3 separate regions of the Homo sapiens genome follow, and all the other regions are linked to region 1. A link is a contact called in ENCODE Hi-C or POLR2A ChIA-PET data. All regions are on one chromosome and are shown on one strand. The core of a region is the stretch at or near the end of the contact, and the rest is flanking DNA. Distances in the headings are between cores, read along the strand shown.

What was found. Hi-C counts contacts between places; a loop is a spot of excess contacts on that map. ChIA-PET counts read pairs that join two places held with the same protein, here RNA polymerase II (POLR2A). Pooled maps may share reads with other maps.
Region 2: a loop to region 1 is called in a map with no recorded cell type, with 10 times the contacts of the local background. The contact joins the enhancer-like site here to the promoter of TBC1D5 in region 1. A Hi-C loop is called at or near these places in 4 of 37 single-sample maps with no recorded cell type and 6 of 50 pooled maps.
Region 3: a loop to region 1 is called in a map with no recorded cell type, with 19 times the contacts of the local background. The contact joins the promoter of XPC here to the promoter of TBC1D5 in region 1. A Hi-C loop is called at or near these places in 1 of 37 single-sample maps with no recorded cell type and 6 of 50 pooled maps. POLR2A ChIA-PET finds 5 or more read pairs at or near these places in 1 of 52 experiments (activated B cell).

What each region holds. Positions count from the first base shown.
Region 1 is chr3:17,740,780-17,744,157 of GRCh38, reverse strand. It overlaps TBC1D5 (TBC1 domain family member 5), which reads left to right and starts at 1,527. Exons shown (of 23, transcript NM_001349074.2): 1 at 1,527-1,677. It overlaps LOC105376975 (a long non-coding RNA gene), which reads right to left and starts at 1,214. Exons shown (of 2, transcript NR_135536.1): 1 at 1,040-1,214. RefSeq lists enhancers at 1,111-1,180, 1,138-1,841 and silencers at 1,301-1,610, 1,841-2,040.
Region 2 is chr3:13,000,884-13,004,261 of GRCh38, reverse strand. All of the region lies in intron 1 of IQSEC1 (IQ motif and Sec7 domain ArfGEF 1), which reads left to right. Among named protein-coding and RNA genes, the nearest start is that of IQSEC1, 71 kb to the left of the region's middle. RefSeq lists a silencer at 2,739-3,033. Within about 2 kb of position 1,666, at least 6 of the 41 ENCODE cell types and tissues checked have a DNase peak (open chromatin) inside an H3K27ac peak, as active enhancers do.
Region 3 is chr3:14,176,804-14,180,181 of GRCh38, reverse strand. XPC (XPC complex subunit, DNA damage recognition and repair factor) reads left to right here and starts at 1,581. Exons shown (of 16, transcript NM_004628.5): 1 at 1,581-1,716. The coding sequence starts at 1,614. It overlaps LSM3 (LSM3 homolog, U6 small nuclear RNA and mRNA degradation associated), which reads right to left and starts at 1,365. Exons shown (of 4, transcript NM_014463.3): 1 at 1,301-1,365. The coding sequence starts at 1,321. RefSeq lists enhancers at 1,272-1,321, 1,422-1,771 and a silencer at 1,822-1,941.

The DNA of each region.
Region 1 (3,378 bases), core at 278-2,777:
GCCATTAGCATAACCTGTGTGGTAGCTGAAACTATGAGGTGGGATCAGTCTGTGGGTGTATACAGTGGTAAATGCAGAAAAGAGTCCAACAGCTTTGTAAACATTTGAGAATGGAATCTTGAGGGTTGTCATTTTCCTAGTTTCTCAGAAGCCTCTGTTAATCCTATTTCTTCATATACATTCATCCCAGGATTTTCTGTCATTTTGTTGCTAGCCCCATTTCTTGACTATCATCTCAGTATTCACCAGTCTAACAGTGATGATGACTGGTCTAGCCAGAACTCCCAATTAGGGAGTTTTTACATTTTATTTATTTGATAAATAAATAAATCTGGCCGGATTAAATCTGGCCACAGGCACTAACTTAACCTGTTCAGTTTCTGCAACAGAAAGAGGGGCAACAGAAAAAGAGGGATCTCTGTGTGAAGTGGGGTGTTTGTCCACAAAGGTCTCCCACACAGGCATCTTCCTCTGAAGCTAGATAACCTTCAGAAATCTGACCTTTCTCTGACTTGGTTTCCTTTTCTGGACTAAACAGTATCAATTTTCGTTGGAGCTCTTTGTGAAGATAAGCTAATAAAATACCATAAATCTCTTTTACTAAGTGAAGCATTTACCACTCTAATTAACATTATGATTTAAAGGCTTTCATACTGGGGAAACAAACACCACCTTCCCACGTGCTTGGGTTAAAGGGGATCTTAAATCATGATTATGCAGAGACCAAGGGCAACGATAAAAGTTTTAGACATTCCCTGTGTTCTGATAGTCATCAGACGTTTAGGGAGATACTACAACACTGAAGACCCTGTCCAAGTTTATGAGATAAAGATAGAAACCACAGTCTAGTATTGTGGGCTTGTGAAAAAATAACTCCTAACCTTTATCTTTCTATGGGTTGTACTACAAGGTAGGTCTGCACAAAGTGCTAGTGACTCCTCTAAAGTAGGCAGGGGTAAGTTTCACGGAGAAAGTGACAGATGAGCTGAGTTAGAAGCCTACTCAGCCACAGAAAAATGTGGCATGGAAGGCCATTTACCTGTGACAAGGAAATGTAAATTCCTTGGCAGGAGAGCCAGGATCTCAGGAGAGTCCCTGGGACCCTCTGCTCCCCTTCTCAGTCCAACCCTGGGAAGATAGTTGGTGGATGTGAACCTCTGACTAAGACCCAGGAGCTGGTTCCCAGCCTCCAGCCGCGCGCCGGTTGGAAGCAGGGAGAGAAGGGAGGGGTAAAAGCCCTCAGGCGCATGCGCTCAGCAGCCTGCCGGCTCAGCCAAGGAGAGCTCTGCCCGCGGCTCACTCCCCACCTACTCGCTTCTCGCGCCTCGCGGGCCCCAGAAACCCGGACCCGAGAGCGAGCGCGTTGCGCTCGCGCGCAGACTTCAGGTCCCGTGCGGGCGCCTGCGCACGAGCTTCCCAGGCGCGCGGGCCGCGAGGTTATTAGAGGTGGAGCGCGGGGAGGGCGCGCGGCGGGAGGCGGCCGCCGTTACGGCGCGAGCGTGGTCACGTGGCCGCTGGTCACCGCCGCCACCCCCTCCCGCCCTGTTCTCTTTCAGGTCGGGCCGGGCCCGGCCGCTTCCGCGAGCGCCCTGCAGACTGAGGGAGAGAGAGAGAAAGAGGAGGGGAGGAGGAGGAGGATTCAGGGAATAGGAGCTGGGGAGCCCTTCTGCGCCACAGGTAAAATAAAATAATGATGATGATCGTAAAAAAGCCCAAGCCCTCTGAACGCCTCCGCCTTCCTCCAGTGCAGCCCCACATGCAGTCGTTCCCGCCCCGGCCTCCCACTCAGCCTCAGGACAGGTTTCGCCCCCCTTCGCGCCGCTGCTGCAGCCGCAGCCGCCGCCGCCTTCTCACGGGAGGGCCTGAGGGTGCCGCCGCCACGGCGGACGGGTTGCCGCACCGCCCCCCGTTTGTGCGCCTCGGAGTCGGCGTCGGGGGTGGATGGCGGGAGGGGTGGACCCTTCAGCTCCCTGGCGGGCAGGGCGGGCAGGGCGAGCTGGGCGGGGTGGCTGCTTGCAGTCTGCCTGCTTTCCCTGCCCCAGGAGGTCGGGGTCTAGACTGGAAGGCCAACTGCAGTAAAGGCAGGGCCTGGCGGCTGGACTAGTGCTCAACTTCCTACTTAGTAAATTTCCATGTTCATTTGGGCCCCGGGAAGCACGCTTCCTTCCCTAGCCGGAAGCGAAACGGGCCCTGAATCCTCAAACCTTAATAGTCTTTAGAAGAGAGAAGCCTTGACTTCACTTTTGAGGAAGGGAACCGTGACCTGGATTTAGTACGACTTAAGTTTATTCACACGTAAGAAACGGAGGTCTTTCAGGATAAGAGCAAAAAAAAAAAAAAAAAAAAAAAAAAAAAAATTCGCAGGGAGGGCAAATCCCGCTCCCCACCCCGACTTTTCCTGGAAAAACACACAGACCTTCACTACAAGATTCGATTCTACAAGTGACCTAGAATTTGTTCGATACCAGTTACTCGTTTTAGTTACAGGAATTATAATCTGTGTTTAAAGTTAACATCCTGTAGGTTTTTTTCGAATAATAACTTTCTGGAAAGAGTTCATTTGTCAACTCTGAATTGGACAAAATCCTAAGATTTTAACATGCAGGTTTCACACGTTTGGACCAGGTTGCCTGGAATTTCTAGACCCGGTAATTCTTTTGTAAACCTTTATAAGTGTTGTGCTCTTGCACAAAATACTTAAAGCAGGAAGCAATAAATAGGTATTGTTGAAAAATGAGCCTTTGCTATCGGTGGCAAAGAAATTCATTTATATATTGGTTTTTCTCTTTGGGCTTTTCTGATTCCGTGTCTTGGTACTTTTCATACCATATCTCTGAATTCATTTGTAAACTTGAGCATTTTTAATTTTTACAGCTATCTGCAGTATCACAGAACACTCAAACCTTAATGTGGGTGGGAATCACTTGGGGCTCTTATTAAAAATGCATTTTCTGGTTCAGTAGGCCTATGGTGCATTTTGATATTGTACATTTCTGATAACATGTGCAGCTGGACAAGGGACTATCTTTGAGTAGCAAGGAAGTGGATAACTTGTGTGCAAATAAATAAAGTGTTGTATTTATCAATAAACATGTTCTTTTTAATAACTCACCCCCGGGTGTAGAGGTGGCTTGGGAGAAGGGGCAAATGGCAGGATGAACTGAGAAAGCTTTCAGAGTGAGCAGGCTGAGTCTGGATTCCAGGGGAGGGGATAGGAAGAGTGCAAATATTGTGTCTGTATGCTGTATGGTGACTGCATCACCTGGTCTGTGAATTTTCCATTAGAAGCTTGGTGTGCTGTTAGGTGAAAGACTTGCTCAGCTATGCGTCATTGGGTTTTATCAACATATAGGCGAAAAAAATCCTGGTCTCTGAGTG
Region 2 (3,378 bases), core at 417-2,916, 4.7 Mb after region 1:
TACAGACACATGCTCTCACCCTACCCTCTGGCTGTGTCTTTGTCTTCTCTTTGGGGTGCAACAGACATGATGAGCAGGGGCACCCTCTCTAGGAACTCTGTTCACAACTAGCTCAGGGCTTTTTCTCCATTCAGGGTCTATAGATTTATTCAAGGTCCCAACAATAATTTTTTAAATGTGTGGATTCTTTAAGAGTTGTAAGTTATTTTGAAGTGATTTCAATCTTAAAGAAGAGTTACAACAATAATACAAAACAAAATTCTCCCGTGTACCATTCACCCAGACTCATCACTAATAACATTCCACCAAATTTTGCTTTCTCTTAAAAACCGATTTTTCCCTTAGAAGCATTTGAGATGTCACTGCAAACATGCCATATGTAACTTTCACCCCTAAATACTGCTCCAGTACATAATTACTAAGAACAAGGACATTCTCTTACATAACCATGGTCCATTAGTCAAATTCAGGAAGTTTAACATGGACATGATACTAGGATCTAAAATACAACTAACTTAAAAGTCACATTTCGCCTGTTGTCCCAGTAATGTCCTTTTTACCAAGCTTTCCTCCCAACCTAGGATCTTATGTTTCATTTAGTCATCACGTGTTTTCTTAAAGCTTTATTGAGGGATACTTTACTCTATGAAATTCACTCATTTTAAGTGTACAATTCGGTTATTATTACTATATTTACAGAATCCTGTAACCATCACAATTTTATTTTTAATCGTTTCCATGGCCCTGAAAATAAACCACATACCCATTTTCCCTCAGTCCCTTGTGCCATCCCAAGTCCTCAACAACCACTTTTTGTCTCTGTAGATATGTCTTTCTGAGCATTTCATATCCTTTTGGAATCATACAACACGTGTCCTTTTGTGTCTAGCTTTATTCACTTAGCGTGAAGTTTTTCAAGGTTCATCCATGTTATAGAATAGAATGTATCAGTACTTCATTCCTTTTTTTTTTTTTTTTTTTTTTTGGTAGAGACAGGGGTCTCACTTTGTTGCCCAGGCTGTTCTTGAACTCCTGGCCTCATGTGACACTCCCGCCTCAGCCTCCCAAAATGTTGGGCATGAGCCACTGCGCCTGGTCTTTCATTCCTTTTTACTGCTGAATAATAACATTCCATTGTATGGATACACTGTAGTTAGTTTATCCATTCCCCGGTTGATGGACATGTGGGTCATTTCCACTTTTTGGCTATTGTAAATACTACTACTATGGATATTTGCATACAAGATTTGATGTGGACATATGTTTTCATTTCTCTTTAGTAGATACCTAGAAGTGGAATTGCTGGGTCACATAGTAACTCTCTGTTTAACTTTTTAGAAATGGCCAAACTGTTTTCCAAAGTGGCTGCATCTTTTTGTTCCCACCAGTGGTGTGTGAGGGTTTCCATTTCTCCACATCCTGTCCCACATTTGTTATTGTCTGGCTTTTTGCTTCTAGCTGTCCTAGTGGGTGGGAAGTCATATCTCATTGTGGTTTTGATTTGCATTTCTTTGATGTGGAACATCTTTTCATGTGCTTATTGGCCATTCATATGTCTCCTTTGATGAAATGTGTATTCAAACCTTTTGCCCATTTAAAAATTGTATTGTCTCCTTGTTATTGAGTCATGAGTTATTTGCATACTCTACATACAGGTTCCAGTATCAGTTATATAATTTTCTCAGTTTCTCAGTTCCTTTTTTTTTTTTTTTTTGGAGATCAGGTCTCACTCACTCACCCAGGCTGGAATACAATGGCATGATCATGGCTCCCTACAGTCTCGAACTCCTGGGCTCAGGCAATCCTTCTGCCTCTGCCTCCCAAAGTGCTGAGATTACAGGCATGAGCCTATGCAGGGCCTTATCTTTTTACTTTCTTGATGGTGTCTTTTGAAGTGCAAAAGTTTTTAATTTTCATGAAGTCCAATTTATGAATTTGTAATTCTCTTGCTTATGCTTTTGGTGTTGTATCTAAGAAATCATTGTATAACCCAAGGTCACAAAGATTTCTTCTTATGTTTTTGTCTAAGATTTTTATAGTTTTAACTCTTTCATTTAGGTCTTTGATTAATTTGAGTTAATTTTTGTGTATGGTGGGAAGCATGGGCCCAAATGTATCCTTTTGTGTATAAATAGCCAGTTGTCTCAGCACTACTTGTTTTTTGTTGTTGTTGTTTGTTTGTTTGTTTCCAGATGGAGTCTTGTTCTGTCACCCAGGCTAGAGCACAGTGCCTAGATCTCAGCTCACTGCAACCTCTGCCACCCCCCACCCTGCCTCCGGGTTCAAGTGATTCTCCTGCCTCAGCCTCTGGAGTAGCTGAGATTACAGGTGCACACCACCACGCCTGGCTGATTTTTGTATTTTTAGTAGAGATGGGTTTTCACCTTGTTGGCCAGACTGGTCTGGAACTCCTGACCTCAGGTGATCCGCCCGCCTCAGCCTCCCAAAGTGCTGGGATTACAGGCGTGAGCCATCGCGCTCGGCCAGCACTACTTGTTAAAGAAATGATTGTTTCCAATGAATTGTCTTGGCACCTTGTAAAAAATCATTTGACAATATTTATTATTATTTTTGACCACTCCAGCTAAGGCCAAGACAATACATTTTTAAACATCATTTTCGTGAAGACGAAAACTCCTCCCCCATTTTAACAAAAGCATGCTGCAGGTCATCTGGACGACCCTCTACCAACTGAGCTCTGCTCCCTGATGTTCGTGGCTGCCTTTTCTTTATGAACATGTGGTCATCACAGGACCTTCCAGTGTAGCAGCGTTTACCACTGGATGCAGTGTTTCTAAAAGGTGGGGCCTGATGGAGCTTGGGAACTGTATTCTTAGAGGCCCATCAGTTCTTAAGTTTGAGAAACCCCTAATATAGAGCCATTTCTCAGACGGGAGAGCAGAGTTCCAGATAGGGAACATGAAATGTCCAACCTCATGCATCTATCAAGTGCCCACAAGCCAGCACAGGCAGTGTGGGGTAATGATAAGAACTCACTTAGGATCGGGCATGGTGGCTCATGCCTGTAATCCCAACACTTTGGGAGACTGAGGTGGGCGGATCACTTGAGGCCAGGAGTTCGAGACCAGCCTGGCCAACATGGTGAAACCCCATCTCTACTAAAAATAAAAAAATTTAAAAAAAAAGCTGGGCATTGTGGCAAGCACCTGTAATCCCAGCTACTTGGGAGGCCTGAGGCAGGAGAATTGCTTGAACCCAGGAGGTAGAGGTTGCAGGGAGCCAAAGTCGAGCCACTGTACTCCAGCCTGAGTGACAGCACACGCCTCTGTCTCAAAAAAAAAAAAAAAAAAAAGACTCACTTGGGTAAGTCACTCCCCATTCCTGAGCCTCTGTTTTCTCACCTGTAAAATGGAGGGC
Region 3 (3,378 bases), core at 332-2,831, 3.6 Mb after region 1:
GGAAGGGATGGTTGCAGCCGCTAAGAGTTAGAAAGATTATTCAAGGAGAGCTTCTTCAGTAAGTACACAAGGCCAGTGGAGGAAGGTAACTGAATTGGTAACAGGCTCTGAAGATTCAAAAGGCCTGATGAGAGAAAAAAATAACCTAACTCAACTGGTCCCTATGTCCCTCAGTTCAACAAGTGTTTGTTAAAGGATCAGATAACCAACTGTTAGATTACAATGATAGAGAAGTCACAATCCCCACCCTCAAGGAGCTCATTCTACTGTGGAGAGGCATACAAATAATTATAATACTGTAAGAATATGCACATGAAAAAGCCCTACTGCTACCTAAGCCTCTGTCTGGGATGCCCACTGTCTGCTCTTTTCATCCTGTAGCTTTAAATATTGGCTTCTCAAAGAGGCTTCCTCTGATCATCTAACTCATTCACTCAAATATTTTTTGAGTGTTTCCAGCACTGTTCTAAACCCCAAAGACAAAAGAATGAACAAAACAAAATCCCTGCTCTTATGGCATTTACATTCTAGTGGGGAGAGATTCACATTAAACAAAGATGCATACATTTAATATGAAAAAATAACTCTCTATGAAGAAAAATGAGGCAGGGTAACCAGAGTAGCGGGAGTGCTATTTGGGCAGAAGTCCTCTCTGAGGAGGTCAGATTTCAGTAGAAAGTTTAAGTTGTGGCATGATCTCCAAAGATATTTGAGGAAGAAAAAGACCAGGTGAAAAAGCTTCTAGGACCATCTGTTATTCTGCATACCAGTTCCTTGTTTCCTTCACAGCACATCACAGTTCCTGGAAGTCTTACATATTTATATTTACTTTTATCTGTTCTCCTCGCAAATATAAGCTCCAAGTAATGGCAAGGATCTCTTATATGTCGATGTCAGTGTCCCTGGCCCTTAGAACAGTGCCTAACCATACAAAGCTGATGTTCACTCTATCTGCTGAATGAATAAATAATTGTTGCGCTCACTAATGATAACAACTCCTAACTTTATTACCTGGCTTTCTATTGGAATCCTGACAGCTCCATGAGGTAGCTAAGGATAATAATCTACAGATTTAAAAAAATGAAGCGAAGAGTGTGAGAATAGTCATCAGGTGGGCTTCTAACAGGAAAAGGTCTCAGGGCCTACGGCAAAATTCGGAGGGGGGGTTACGGAAAGGACAGGGTGGATTAGGCCATGGTGACTTGGAGAGAGGAGGCACGACTGGCCATTTTTCCTGAGTCTGGAAAAAGCAGCCTAGTACAAGAAGCTCCTTCGAGCGACCTCCTTAAAATACACTTACCTGGTCTACGTCGTCCGCCATGTTTCAAACCCTGCGCCCTTTCCCGCCTCTCGCGAGAACACAAGAGCAACGTCAATCTCCGGAAACGTGAGGATACAATACACCGGAAATAGAGAGAAACCTGTTGTGCTCTTTCCTGCTTCCCGCAGTTTTTTAGTGGCCACGGGTATGGGGTGGAGCTTCCTTTAGGGGCGTGACTAGGCCTCCAACGAAGGGGCGTGGCCAAGCGCACCGCCTCGGGGCGGGGCCGGCGTTCTAGCGCATCGCGGCCGGGTGCGTCACTCGCGAAGTGGAATTTGCCCAGACAAGCAACATGGCTCGGAAACGCGCGGCCGGCGGGGAGCCGCGGGGACGCGAACTGCGCAGCCAGAAATCCAAGGCCAAGAGCAAGGCCCGGCGTGAGGAGGAGGAGGAGGGTGAGAGCGAGGCCCAGCGGGCTTCGCGGGAGACGCCGCCGGTGGGCGGAGGAGGCCCAGAGGCAGGGCGGGAGTCCAGACGCGGAGGCCTGGTGGAGGTTGCTGCGCGCGTTCCGCGCCGTGGGGGCAGCCCGGCAGGCTGCGGCCGGCCCTCCCCGCTGTCCCCGCGTCTTTGTCCTGCGCACCCAGAGCGGTTTCCCGCGAGCTTCGCCCGATCCAAGCTCCTGCGTAGCTTTTTTCCCGCTCCCCGTTGTCCAGAGGATACAGATGTTCAGGGTTGAACTCGGAGAAGGCAGTTATTTGTGTCCCAGGAAGACAGACGGACGGACCAGGACGTAGAGTGATGCAGTGTGCTGACTCCCGAATGATAACTTCAGCTGAGTCTCACCCAGAGTTCCACAGTGGGATCCCACCTGACTTCCCCTCATGGATATTTGATAGGCTTCTTACATTTGTCATGGGCAATGCAGAACTCATGGTTTTCCTCTTTAAATCTATGCTTTCCTCCGTTTTTCCAGTCTCAATACTTGTTATAAAGCAAAGCCCACCTTTTTCTTATGTCCACACATCCAGTCCGTCAGCAAGTCCAGTCAGTTCAGCCTCAAGAGTGTATTTCAAATTTGTCCACTTCTCTTCATTTCCATGACCACAGCCCCTGTCCAAGTCATCATCACCTTTCAGTTGAGTGACTGCAGTTTCCTCTTTACTGGCCTCCCAGCTCTGCATCCAGCAACCCAAATAATCTTAAAAAAAAAAAAAATCATGCCCTGCTCCTGCTTTAAACTCCCCTTGGTTTTCCATTGCTCTTAGCTTAAAATCCAGTTGTTTTATCCTGGCCTACAAGATACTACATGTTTTGGCTCTTGCTACCTCTCCTGTTTCTCTTACCACTTGTTTCCTTGCCAGATACCCTCCTTATTGGCCTCCTTTCTCTTCCTCAAATATGCCAAGTTATTCCTTGAGTCTTTTCCTTTGATGTTCCTTCTGCCTAGAGTGAACCCCCCATGGCTTTTACCAGGGCTGATTTTTTCTATTTCTTCAAAACTCAAGTTAGACATTCCTTGAGCAAACTAAGGTGGTCCTTCCCAGATACCCCGCGGATACTAAAACCTGTGATGCTCAAGTACCTTATATCAAATGGCCTAGTGTTTCCATGTAACCTATGCACATCCTCCGACATACTTTAAATCATCTCTAGATCACTAATAATACCTAATACAATGTGGATACTATGGAAATAGTTGTCATGCTGTATTTTTTAAATTTGTATTTTTTTTCCCGAAATATATTCATCTGTGGTTGGTTGAATCTGTGGATGCAGGGCCCGTGGATTGGTAGGGCTAAATGCTAAATAAATATTTTATTTATTTTTTATTTTTTTCGAGACAGTGTCTCACTCTGTCGCTGAGGCTGGAGTGCAGTGGCGTGACCTCCGCCTCCTAGGTTCAAGTGATTCTCCTGCCTCAGCCTCCCGAGTAGCTGGTGTTACAGGTGCCTGACACCATGTCCGGCTAATTTTTGTATTTTTGTATAGATGGGGTTTCGCCATGTTGGCCAGGCTGGTCTCAAACTCCTGACCTCAGGTGATCCGTTTGCCTCGGCCTCCCGAAGTGTTGGGATTACAGGCATGAGCCACTGCGCCCGGCTAGTAAATATTTTAAA